Regions from separate parts of the Homo sapiens genome. Here region 2 is linked to region 1. The links are chromatin contacts, found by Hi-C or POLR2A ChIA-PET in ENCODE. All regions are on one chromosome and are shown on one strand. Each heading gives the region's core, a stretch centred on a gene start or an enhancer-like site at or near the end of the contact. The rest is flanking DNA. Distances are from core to core; before and after follow the strand shown. Region 1 holds the start of POLR1F (RNA polymerase I subunit F). Region 2 holds the start of CDCA7L (cell division cycle associated 7 like).

The links. A loop is a pair of places that touch in the nucleus more often than their neighbours do. ChIA-PET counts read pairs that join two places held with the same protein, here RNA polymerase II (POLR2A). Pooled maps may share reads with other maps.
Region 2: a map of naive thymus-derived CD4-positive, alpha-beta T cell shows a loop between it and region 1 (6-fold over the local background). The contact joins the promoter of CDCA7L here to the promoter of POLR1F in region 1. A Hi-C loop is called at or near these places in 1 of 168 maps with a recorded cell type or tissue (naive thymus-derived CD4-positive, alpha-beta T cell) and 9 of 50 pooled maps. POLR2A ChIA-PET finds 5 or more read pairs at or near these places in 1 of 52 experiments (activated naive CD4-positive, alpha-beta T cell).

What each region holds. Positions count from the first base shown.
Region 1 is chr7:19,705,450-19,711,950 of GRCh38, reverse strand. It overlaps POLR1F (RNA polymerase I subunit F), which reads left to right and starts at 2,914. Exons shown (of 4, transcript NM_001002926.2): 1 at 2,914-3,188. The coding sequence starts at 2,935. RefSeq lists enhancers at 2,762-3,041, 2,583-3,185, 3,152-3,221, 3,186-3,790.
Region 2 is chr7:21,941,438-21,947,235 of GRCh38, reverse strand. It overlaps CDCA7L (cell division cycle associated 7 like), which reads left to right and starts at 1,337. Exons shown (of 10, transcript NM_018719.5): 1 at 1,337-1,455. The coding sequence starts at 1,432. RefSeq lists enhancers at 739-988, 673-1,383, 1,379-1,528, 5,042-5,662 and a silencer at 1,669-1,718.

The DNA of each region.
Region 1 (6,501 bases), core at 1,665-4,164:
CAGTGGCAAGTATTTGTGCAACTAAGTATATCTAAACATAGAAACGATACAGTAAAAAGACATGGCATTATAAACTTACAGGGCCACCGTCATATAGATCAGCTGTTGTTGACCTAGATGCATGAATACAATCATGTGCCCCATGATTTTTTTCTAAGCATATAAATGTGCATGTGTTCTGTAACAATCAGAGCATATGTCACATATTACTTTGTAACCACCATTATTTATTTCAGCAAACCACCAATTTTTGCACATTTATGTTGCTCCAGGGATTATCTGATTGTGAGGAATAGAAACACACTAATATAATAAGGTATATGTGTGTGCATGCTGGAGGTGGCAAGGTCAGTGATAAAATAATACAGACAGTTGCACAGGAAATTTTCTCTCTCTTCCTCTGAGGCCATTGGTCATGGGGTCAAAATTATTTCTAACTTTCTTTCTCCTCCTTGTAGAATGAAGATCTTCTCAGCACATTGCCTTTGACTTGACAGAGCTTTTCATGAGACAGGGACCACCAATGCCTTACTTTTTGTGGAACTTGGACAAATTTTAGAGAAAAATAAAATGGTTCAGTTCAACTACAGGTCTTTGAACAAATAAACTTTGTATATGTCTGCAGGGTAGGGTAGGTAGGAGGAACTCATGGTTATTTCTGTTTTCTTCCCTGTGTCGAAGGTGGAGCAGGTTAATTTGTAAAGTAACCCCACAATGGTGAACACTGGCATGCAGGCAGAATCACCTTGTTCGCTCTCAAATCATGCAGAGCATGGATAGCAGCTAATGATCAAGTCAGAATTTTTAAAACTGAAAATGAGAAAATCAGTTTCAAAATTTAAACAAGCAAACTTCTAACTGCAACTGGACATACCTAGGGTTACAAAACTACTGCATGGGTGCACTACATTTACTAGTTGTGAAAGATTATTACTGGAATATTTGATTTCAGGTAACGTTTTGTTTTGATCAAATTGTCATGATGTCCAGCTTGTTTTTTACTAAATTCTTTCTTGGCCAAATTGTTTTCATTCAAATCACTTACAGCCAGTCTAGATCCATCTTGACTGTAAGGTGTAGTCACCTGGAGAGGTTTTGATTGAATTGATCTGTGATGTCATCCGGGCATCAGGAGTTCTTAAAGCTCCTCACCTTAGGTGACTTCATTGTTTAGCCAAGTTTGAGCACATTGAACAAAAGGGTCCTGCACAGGGGTATCACAGGACTTTGCAACAAAATGAAGGTAAAAGCCATTATGTTTCCCATTTATGGACTTAAAAGTGTCTACTATTAGGTTTTGGGGGCAGTCTCATCCCACTATCATCTCATGCTGAGTTTGCAGTTATTTAAGGAATATTAAAGAAAATGCCTTTTATTTATCTTGTTTGACCCTCCTATCATCTCTCTAAGGTAGCAGGGCAAGTATTATTTTTCGTATTTTACAAGTCAGAAATCAGGTTTAGAGAGGCTAAGAGGCTTTTTGCAGTATTTAGGAGATGAGGGAGTATGTTAATACTCACATCACTGCTATACATTTCTCTTGGCACTTATCCAGCATAACCTGTTATATGTTTATGTTTAGATCCCACTTCCACTTAGGCTGTGAGCTCTTTATCACTTATTATTTATTAACTCACTATCAGGTTATTCATTCAAGATGTATTGGTTGGGTTTTTCTTGGTTTCGTTTCTTTGGAGGAGGGATAAATTGTGGGGGGCTACTGTAGTGAACAATACAGATATTATGGTCCCCACTTTAGTGAGTGTAGGAATCTATTGATGGAACAGGCAAGCAAAGACAGTTAATAAAAAATTAACATAAAAACCAACATAGATGGGTAACTACCTAATCCTTATAGAGAAAGAGGAGTGGGGTGCTTGAAAACTCTTTGCAAAGGTATAGAATGTAAAATCTAAGCTAGAAATTCATACATGAGTAGAATTTACCCTTGTGAAAAATGCTATTATATTCCCTGGTGGAAGGAACAGCGTGAGACTGCACAAAGAGAGACCTGAAAGTAGATCAAGCAGCATGATAATATTAGGGTGGGGAGTGTGACAAATGAAGCTGAAGAGAGAGGCTGTGTGCCCACGCAGATCACAAAATGGCCTTGTAACTTATAAGCCATTTTCATGAGTTTGTGTTGTCCTAGAGAAAATGGGGTGCCTATGTAGGGCTTAAACAGGGCACAACACGATCATATGTATTTCAGGGAAGATCTGGCTGCCCCAGAGTGTCCTCCTGACCATTGAGCTAGGCTTCCACAGGCAGGGAGTCCTGCGGTTTTGGCGGCAGGGAAAGAGAATAGTGTCCAAATAGAATGATATTTCCACTTTGGGCAATACAGGTCTTCAGGCTGATTTGATACTTGGGGATACAAAAGAGGATCCGAGGCTGACAGCTTGGCTGTATGATTCCCTGATTTAGCAGTTGCATAATGAGAAGAGAAGCGGGACAGGAGAGAACTAGTGGGTTCGTTTTCAGATGCGTTGCATTACAATTATCAGGCCTGCTTAGGATTCCGTGTACTGCATAAAATATACTCCATAAATATTTTGATTTTTTATTGTACAGTCCAAGCCTGTAAAATTCTACCAAACCCACCTCACTACTGGAAATGATCAAAGTGAGAACCCCCATTTTTAAGCTACCTACTTAATCCAATAAGCCTCTGTGCGAAAACACACATTTGCCTGCCCTTAAAAGAGCAGTCGGTTGGCTTTCCTGCGTGCTCAATGCATTTCCGAGGCTCTAAGCTCCCGTTCTCGAAGCGCGAAAACGCGGTTCCCCCTGCTGGTCAGGGCTGCGTAATGCAGCGAAAAGAGGGGAAATTCCTAGGGGCGTGGTCGTTGGTGGATGGCGTAAAACGAGCGCCGGGGACATGGGATTGTGCTTGCGTCAACGGCGCGCGCCGTGGGAACCTTGACAAGCAGCATGGCTGCAGGTTGCTCAGAGGCGCCGCGGCCAGCGGCGGCTTCTGATGGGTCTCTGGTAGGGCAGGCTGGCGTCCTGCCTTGCCTAGAGTTGCCGACTTATGCCGCTGCTTGTGCGCTGGTGAACAGTCGCTACTCATGCCTGGTGGCCGGGCCGCACCAAAGGCACATCGCGCTGTCGCCCCGCTACCTTAACAGGAAACGCACCGGCATTCGAGAACAGCTTGATGCGGAGCTCCTTCGCTATTCTGAGAGGTACCGATCTCTTTGCCTGTTCCTTCTTTTGTGCACGGGAAGTAAAGCAGGTGGATGTGCTGACGACGCAGCAGAAAGGGGCAAATGGCAAAGGTCGCATTGCCCCCCAGAGCTTAGCCCCCTGGATTTCTAGAGTCGCGATCCGTCCCTCAAGGCCAGTACCGCTCTGGTAAAGATCTATACAGGGTCCCTTTCATAGATAGAGAAGAAAACTTAAAGATGAAGTTCAGGTGTGGGCGGAGGGAGTGGAGATTCTTGCTCCAGAACCCTGGTGTAGGGGTAGGAAAAGACCAGGGATCTGGAGACCTAGTAGGCCCAGTTCTGTTTGGCATTCAACGTTTCATTTATCCCCTTACGGATGATGCTTTCTCATTTGACGATAAAAATCTGGTTTGCAGTGCTTGAGTAGATTCTCATTCCATAGAAGATAGCATACGAAGCATTAGTACAACCGTTCTATTTGTAAAACATGAAGGACCTTTTTTGTTGTTGGATTTCGCTCTGGTAATTTCCCCATTTTCTCTTCTCTTGGACCTGATCTGGGGATTATGAAAATGCCATTAGTTTAGCGGGATTTTGTTGTTTTTAAGAAGATTTATTCAGTCGAACTAGTGAGCCTGTTGCTTTGGGGAGAGAAAAAACCAAAACGTATGCATTTATATTACGGTATTCAAAAGTGACTTGAAAACTTAGAATTACAGAGGTGTGGGGCGGGGGGCGCGGGCATGTGCTTGAGTATTCCTCTGGACTATACTTTGGTTTAAAAGCGGGGTTCTAAAACTAGAGGGAATGGATTCTCTAGGGATTCATGATTGCCCTTCAGGAATTCCTATGTGAAGTTCCTTGGGCACTGCATCGGAAGTTTTTATCAGTTTCTTAAGGGATCCTGGACCTCCACCCATGTCTAGAATCTGCAGATTCTTCCAAGCACCAATATACACTTCTTGTATGTTTATATTACATACCGAACACTTGAGATACAAAAACAAAAAATAAAATCTCTGTTTCAAGGAGCTTTAAGCTGTAGGAGAGATACAAATACAAGCCAATAAATAGTAAAGTGTTAAAATTTGACAGAAATCTAATAAGATAAGGAGTGTAGAATTTGGATCTTGGGACCTTTGAGAACAACTTGATTGAAGAGGGTACTTTAACATGGTAACATTCCAGGCAAAGAGAGTGGCATAAACAAACGGATACTGGATGTGAACTGGTATGCTTTGCCCAGAGAACTGTATCTATTATATAAGTAGAATAAGGTTTATGTCAGGGGAAAGGCATTGGATGCCATTGGAGAGGAGGGCAGGGGGTCAAAGATGACTCAGAGAGGATGGCCATTTTGCTTTTCCCTTCCTGCCATTGCCAGTTTTTGTTATTTTGGGGGTAAGGTGGGGTTGTTGTTGTTTTTCCTTTTGTGTTTCTGTTTTCTTAAGCAGGGTTAGTGCTCCGTCCTCTCAGTCCCTTTAACGCTGAGACTTGGCACACTTTTGAGAAACTAGTACTTCTCTGCAGTCCCTGGCATATCAGATTTGCAGTTTAAGAAACAACATTTACTTAATGGTTAGCTACCAAATAGGATGAGAAAGTGGACAAGGAGAGGAATTAAGATAATGTTATAATTGTCCAAGAGAAAATGATTAGAGAGGATGGATTTGAGAAATTAAAGGATATACAAAGTAGTCATAACATTTGGAAACACAAGCAACTATCTTGTTTTCTGTAACCAGTACTGCCTGCACTTGACAGGCTAGAGGGGGAAATCACGCAGAGTGGCTCTGAACAGATCTGGACACCACTCCTTCCATATTACTTGGGTATGCTGTTTATTCAAGTGCAAATCAGGCACCACACTTTGAACTATGCATTACTAATAAGGGACAAAACATTGAACATATAGTATTAAAGAACTGAAGTGAGGCTACCACCTTGCCCTGATACCTATTTAGGATGGTATCTGAAAAACAAAAGTGAAGGAGGAAAAAGTATATAGTGTTGGGTGCCTGTGTTCACATATCTGATGACTTTTAACAAAATCCCCCTTGAATTTATATACTGCTAAGTTCCTGAAAATTTTAATATATATTAAAACTGTGCAAAGATGACTTTGTGTTGATGTGTTTTAAGAGTTAAATTAGGTGCCTAGCTATTTGTAAATAGATTTGTCCTTTTATTCAAAAGTCAGAGCGAAGGACATTTCCTCATTGTATCAGACTGTCCTGTACATGACAGACTCTTTTCTTCCCTGGCTTCTGCAAAGTTTGTGATAACCATGACTAGTATCACAAATTTCCACATGTCCCCCCTTCCACCAGGGGACCACAGCCCTCCTTCCCCTTGAGAATCACTCTGATACTTGAGAGACAAGGCTTTGATTAGCGGAAATAAAGTCTTGATAATTTGTTTTTCTGTCTAGTATGGCAGTTAATTTTTCTTCCTATTCTCTGTTTTCTGTGTCCCTAACATTGTCTTAGTGATAGGATGATTCCAGCTTAGGAATGCCACATGCGGAAATTAAAACCTCAGAAAATTGCTTTCCCGAGTAAGTCTCTGAGTTAGGGTTTTCCTAATTTGGTAATTCTTAAAGTGTATTTTCTGTGGCTTCTGGCTGTTTTACTAAACAACATCTGTTAGGGATAAATTCTTTCCCTTATTTTATGTGAATTGTTAGAAGTTTGAGTTCAACAAAAAATATTCTTTGCTATCAAAGGCCTTAGAGTCATGTGTGAAATTCAAACATATATACAGATAGGTTCAATACAATTAGATTAAGAACAGTGAGAAAGTTGGCCTATAGGAGTAGAGGAATGATTTCAGCTTTGCCTGGGGGAGTCAGGGAAGTTTTCTCCAACAAGTAGTGGGTGTGGTAATGAAGCCACCAGGTTTTGTTTGTTTTGTTGTTTTTTGTTCCTTTGTTTGAGATGGAGTCTCCCTCTGTCGCTCAGGCTGGAGTGCAGTGCTGAGATCTCAGCTCACCACACCCTCCGCCTCCCACCACTAGGTCTTTCTCCTTAATAGTTATAATTCCTTAAAAGCTAAGAAATAACAGTTTGAAAAATAGTTGTCCCTTAATCATGACTGTTACATTTGTAGACTAAAGTGTCAGTCAGTTCCTAAATAATGTAGTTGTATTAACATTTGCATTTACTATCAACAGTTGAAGTTTGGGATTTTCTCTATTAAGTCATTGACTTTAAAATTCAGGGGCTTCAGCTTTAACCGTAATGCTTCCCTTGTTATACGCCGTCAAGTACTGAAATTCAGTAATGGTGAATAATACCAAAATTGCCTCTTATTCAGTCATGTCCACAGAGAT
Region 2 (5,798 bases), core at 88-2,587, 2.2 Mb before region 1:
GAACTAACCAAAGGAAGGAAGGAAACCTTTTCCATGTTTTCTCTTCAAGCTTGAGTAAATGTTTGGCAAATTTCATTCACTCGTTCAATAAAGAAAAGATGAACGTCAGATCCTAAGCAGCTGAGAGGGGCTGCAGAAGGTCCTATGCGTACAGGATGCTCTACTGTAAACCTATGACCACGGTTCTAAATAGGTGTGCAACACTGTCCAGCAAACCTGCTGTGATTTCAGGACAACTTCATTTACCATTCTCCCCACTCTCTACTTCAACTCTCCCACAATTTCCACAAACTTAATTCCTCACTCTTCATATCTGAACTCTAAGAAGTATTCCCTGACCTCTATCAGATTGTCTTCCTATTTCACACCACCATTAATACCACTTGCCTTTTTTCTCATGGCATCATCGCTCCAAATTTACATTTATTTGCATCATCATTACATTTGTCATTGATAGTGGTATCAAATTAATATTAATTATAAATCTAATTTATAAAATTTACATCGTTATTACACTTATTTGCATCATTATTGTATTTATTTAGAATAATGCAATTAGGTTGGTAACTGGCTCTCAGGCTGTAAACTCCAACAGAGCAGGGGCCTGTTTTTGTTCACCCTTCTGTTCCTAGGACTAGCCCAGTGCCTGATGCTTAGTAGATGCCGGGGTCAATTCTGTTAAATTAGTCAGCATTCCTGACCTCTACAAACTCTTTGTCTGGTGGGTGTGGAGGCCTACTGTGTAATGGCCGTCTAAAGTTTCAGGCGGGTTTGCATCTGTCCACCTGGGCCTTGGTAAAGAAACCTGGGTTGCCTGTTCTGCAAAGTGAACCCTGTAGCAAATGTTTTGGGAGACAGAATCTTCCCAAAGAGAACCCTGCCCCGTTACAACAACAAAACAAAACAAGCCCCAAAGCCGCCCTACAATATTTGCCTGGATCAGAGACAGGGGTTGCAGCAGAAGCTCGCGCCCCAGGGCATGACCTGGAATAAACCCTGCCAAGTATCCAGCGCGCGTGCCAGCTGGAGGCTGCGCCGGGACAGCCCCCTCATTTCTCCCGCGCTAAACCCCGCCGGACGGCTCCACTCCCTCCCTCTGCTGCAGGGGGGAGCCCGGCGCCCTAACACTGGTAATTGCTCTTGCCGCGCCCAACTGCAGCCCCCTCTCGCGCCGCCTGCGAAGACAAGGTCAGTGGCCGCGAAGTTGGAACGTGATCGGAGCCACGAGGCCCAGTGAGGCGGCACCGAGGGGGCAGCGCAACGCGCTCCCCCTGTCCAGGGCGTCAAGTGCGCCCCTCCCGGGGCCCGCCTGTGCTCCGGGCGGAGCGCGCTAGCTGCTCGGGCGCGGGGCGTTCTTGGTGCGCCGGGCCGTGGTGAGTCCGGGCTCCCGTGGCCGCGTGCTGGGAGGAGACTGGAGCCCGGTTAGGAAGAATGGAGTTGGCGACTCGCTACCAGGTGAGGGTCCGGCCGCCCGCCGCCGTCCGGACGCACCCACAGTTTGACTTCCCTTTGCCACCCGGTCCTGCTGGCCTTGGGCTGGAAACGTGGCCCTTGGCTGCGGCACTGGGGATCTGGCGCGCCCAGCCGGTTGAGTGCCGGAGTGGGCGCGCCCTGCAGGTGTGCGCAGTGGGTCACGTTTGTGCTACGCGGACCACAGAGGCCGGTCGCCCCAGCACACAACCGCGCTCAGCCTGGCGCTCTGCTCAGTCTCGGGTGGCCGCCGGGGGTGCAGGCGGGGAGCTAGCGGGGCGCAGCGCCTGCGTTTGCAGCCCTCGTGAGACGGGGGAGGGGCTTTTTTTGTGCACTCCCCACACTTTCTCCGGGAATTGGCACAGAGATCAGGAAGCTTAAGAAAGTTGTAATTTTTTTTTTTTAACAGTCGATCGCCAGACCAGTCCAACTTGGATAATGGAGTTTAAAAATAATAACTTTAGTGTTTATTCTAGAACTTTTGTAAACGTTTTCAAGGAATTAGTAACCATTTGGGGGAAATGGTAACGTCATTGGGCCGAGTTAAACAAGCTGCAAGATCCCAAATCATATGCACAGCACGACCCCAATTACGCGTTAAGGGCCTAACTCGTCTTTAAAACTCATTAGCAAACACTTGAGTAAGTTCCCCCAAACGTTTCAGTGAGTAGTGGGAATGTGAACGTGACTTCAGTTTTCTCTTTTTACTTCTTAAAAGAGCTTTTCTCTACGTTATCGTAATGGAGATACATGTTTACTTAGAAGTAAGCAATAAAAACATTTTTCATAAGAACTAAAAATACAACCTTTAAAAAGGGAAACAAGCAGCCACGCCTCTGCTTGTGGGAGCACGGAGATGCTTTGTGCGAGGATTGTTTTTTTTTTTTTTTCCACTTGTTTTATTGAGAGTCGCGAGACTCACTGCTTCCACCTTGCTTCCGACTGGTGTTTACTTTCCTCCACCTGCGTGCCTGGCCCGGGAGAAGGGGAGGCGGGGCCGCCAGCGTTGGAAGGCGCAGAGTGCCCGGCGCCCGAGCCCAAACCGCTGTCACCTGCCCGAGTCTGGCGGCAAAGACTGAGCCACTAACGGTAGCTTTGGCCTTTTAGTAATTTCTGAAGCCTTCCTGAAAATGGTCGCTTGAGAAAAATCTGTTGTTGATGTTTCTGAGAATATTTTTAAAATGCCTCCTGTGAGATAAACTATTAAAAGCAAGGGAAACAGTAAAGCCTACGGAATGAGACAGGGTTCGATTTTTTATTTTTTGCCACTGGCTTTTACCGTGTATTAGCATCCTTTTTTTTTTTTTTTTTTTTTTGGAGACGGAGTTTCGCTCTTGTCCGGGGTGGAGTGTAATGGCGCGACCTCGGCTCACTGCAACCTTCGCCTCCCGGGTTCAAGCAATTTTCCTGCCTCAGCGTCCCGAGTAGCTGGGATTACAGGCGCCCGCCACCACGCCTGTCTAATTTTTTGTATTTTTTTTTTTTTTTTAGTAGAGACAGGGTTTCACAATGTTGTCCAGTCTGGTCTTGAACTGCTGACCTCAGGTGATCCACCTGCCTCGGCCTCCCAAAGTGCTGGGATTACAGGCGTGAGCCACCACTTCCGGCTGGCGTCCTAACCTTCTAGGAGTTTCTGTTGCTACAGGACTAAAAACAAAAAACAAACCCTCTGGATGGAGATTTGAGCTCCTTGTGAGTTTAGTCAGAAAATGTATCTGGAATTTATCACTCCGGAGCTCCTTGTGAATGTAATCAGAAAATGTTTCTGGAATGTGTCACTCCTGTTGTTAAGCTGGAGAGTTCTTTGCACTTCCACTACTGATATTCATAATTCATGCTTAGGAAACTCAGAAGTCCCAGAATGTGTAGTTGGAAGTGAGCGTTTACTGCCACACAATGAGGCTAATTTTTGGTAGTTCTAAAATGTTAAATAAACTATTTATCATGTAGGGGTTACCCACAAATTATATCCGATCCATTATGCACCAATTAAGGCAAATTACTATATGTAAGATGATCAGGGTTTTTTTTTTTTTCCTTTTCTGAAGACCTAATTGGCAGTGCAAATCAAAGATGTGTGATGGTTTTTCCAGTGGAAATGTTCCTGTTCATCGTAATTTAAATGTGCACAGATTATAGTCTCTAAATTAGTGGAGAGTGGTTCTGTGGGGTGGGCAGGTGACTGCGGATAAGAACACTTAATGAACATTTCAGGCACAGCAAGATGTTAAATTCGTGTGGTTCCACCCTGTCCCCCAGCCTTATGAATAAAGCAATGTGATGAACCACCTGAAGTGGCATTACTGCACATCAAATGTCGCTCAGCTCAGTGTGCAGTGGGTTTTCATCTCACACATTGGAGTAAGTATAATTTCTATCGCTTGGAAAGCGCAGAGCTAAGTGTTTCAGCAAAGCAGCTTAGGCCTAATGTTATGAGTAAGAAGCAAACAAGGAGACTCATTTACTCTGAACTACTTTCGAGTCTGCTTTCCTGCCATCCCACCAGTGTGTTGGATTTGATGTCCTCTGACAGTGATTACGCTTCCCCCAGGCTGTAGTCTTGTCGTGCTGACCACTGTGTCTTTGTGCTTTTATATAAAATGACAGAAATAGCTCGTAAAGGCAAGGGTGTGATCCCTGACTAAGAGCTGTCAACAGTGCAGCTCATGGGAGCTCCAGCTTGCTGCAGCTCCGTAGGAGAGAAACTGGTAGGCACTGAATGTCAGTGTTCTCCTCGTACTCTGTTCTAGCTCCAGAGTACAGGATGGCCCATTTGAGAAGGAAATGATGCTAAATGTTCTTGTAAATAGGCAGGAGCACGCTGTTGAAGGGGTAAAGGGGTATTTTTCTGGTATTGGTCTCTTAGCTGCAAAGTGCTCCCATCTGATCCTGTTGTTTAACATGTAATTCCAGAGCCCCAGAAGCTGGTCACAGAAAGGACAATGATTTGCCACTCTAATAGTCTTGTATTTAAAACGCTCCTTGGTTGTTCTGTGTTCTGCTGGCTACCCCATCCATAGCAGAGCAGGATTCTCAAAAATCAGGCGAAAACCTCAGAGATCATAATGATTCTGATCAGGTACACAGGCCAGGAAACAATGAGATAATTGTGGCCTAAAACAATTACAAACATTAGAGTAAATTAATGAAAAAGATTAGAACATCATTGGAATAGAATAAGCCAGGCATTACATTTAAACTGCTCTTGAGAGTTTTCCTTTACTCAAAGTTATGTTTTAGAATATTTACCTCCAGTATACAGTTTTGTTTTAGAAAAGACTCGGCTTTATTCACCAAAATGGAATAGATTACAGGCTACTTAAAGTAGGTAGGGATAGAGATAAGAAAATACTACTGGGGCCATTTTGTTCTTTTTGTTTATGAAAAGCAGTGCTTTCTGTAGTTTTTTTGAAATAGGACCATTCAGAGGCATATTTGGTAAATACCACTGAAGTTAACACTCAGAAAAATGTATCTTCCATAGTAGTAAATGCTAGCACCCTGCATGCAGCACAGAAATAAAGTGTGGAGTCTCACAGTGCAAGGGGCCTGAGCTTTAGTTCAAATAAATCGTTGATGTTTCCTGCCTGTTTTCCTTCATGATCATCAGCTGAGGATAGAGGGCTTGCTGACTGGGTTAGTACACTGATCAGATAGTCAGTTGAGCACCGGTTATGTGCTAGGCATTGGTAGGGTGGAAGAACAAAGACACAGAAAACACGCCTCTTTCCCCACACTCTCTACCAGAAGGCCATGCTTGAACTCCCTTCCTCTTCTGCTTTTGCCAGAGCTCAGCTGGCTCCTGCTCTGTGCTATGGGGACCTGGGGGACCTTGGGTTTGGAGAGTAGAGGGAGACCTTAAGAGCCATCCTTTTTTGCCCCCAAGGAATGGAAACTATCACTTCCTTTTAAAAGTCATGCTGTGCTAAGTACTTAAAAGTTATCAGATTTAATCCCCACTGTAGTTCTGTGAAGTAGGTTGTGTTATCTGCCTTTTAAAGATAAGGCTAAATTGACTAATTTGCTCAGGGCAATTTGTAAGGAATTGGCCCTTGCTGCTGGAATCACCGGGCCTTGGTGAGTCAGGAAACTTGCCCTGTTCCCTCCTCCCTTTAACTAGAAGGGCTGGAGTGTTAACAGCAGCTAGTCTGGTTCTTTTTTAGGAACTCACCAGATTATGCTTTATACTGCCTGTAAAAGTCAGTTTGGGAATGTGAATAAGATCCACCAAGCTTTTACATAGGAATGACTTTTATGTGAAATTTGCATTGTACAAACAATAACATGTTACCGTAAGCTGCACTGAACCACTTCTCTGCTTCCCCTAC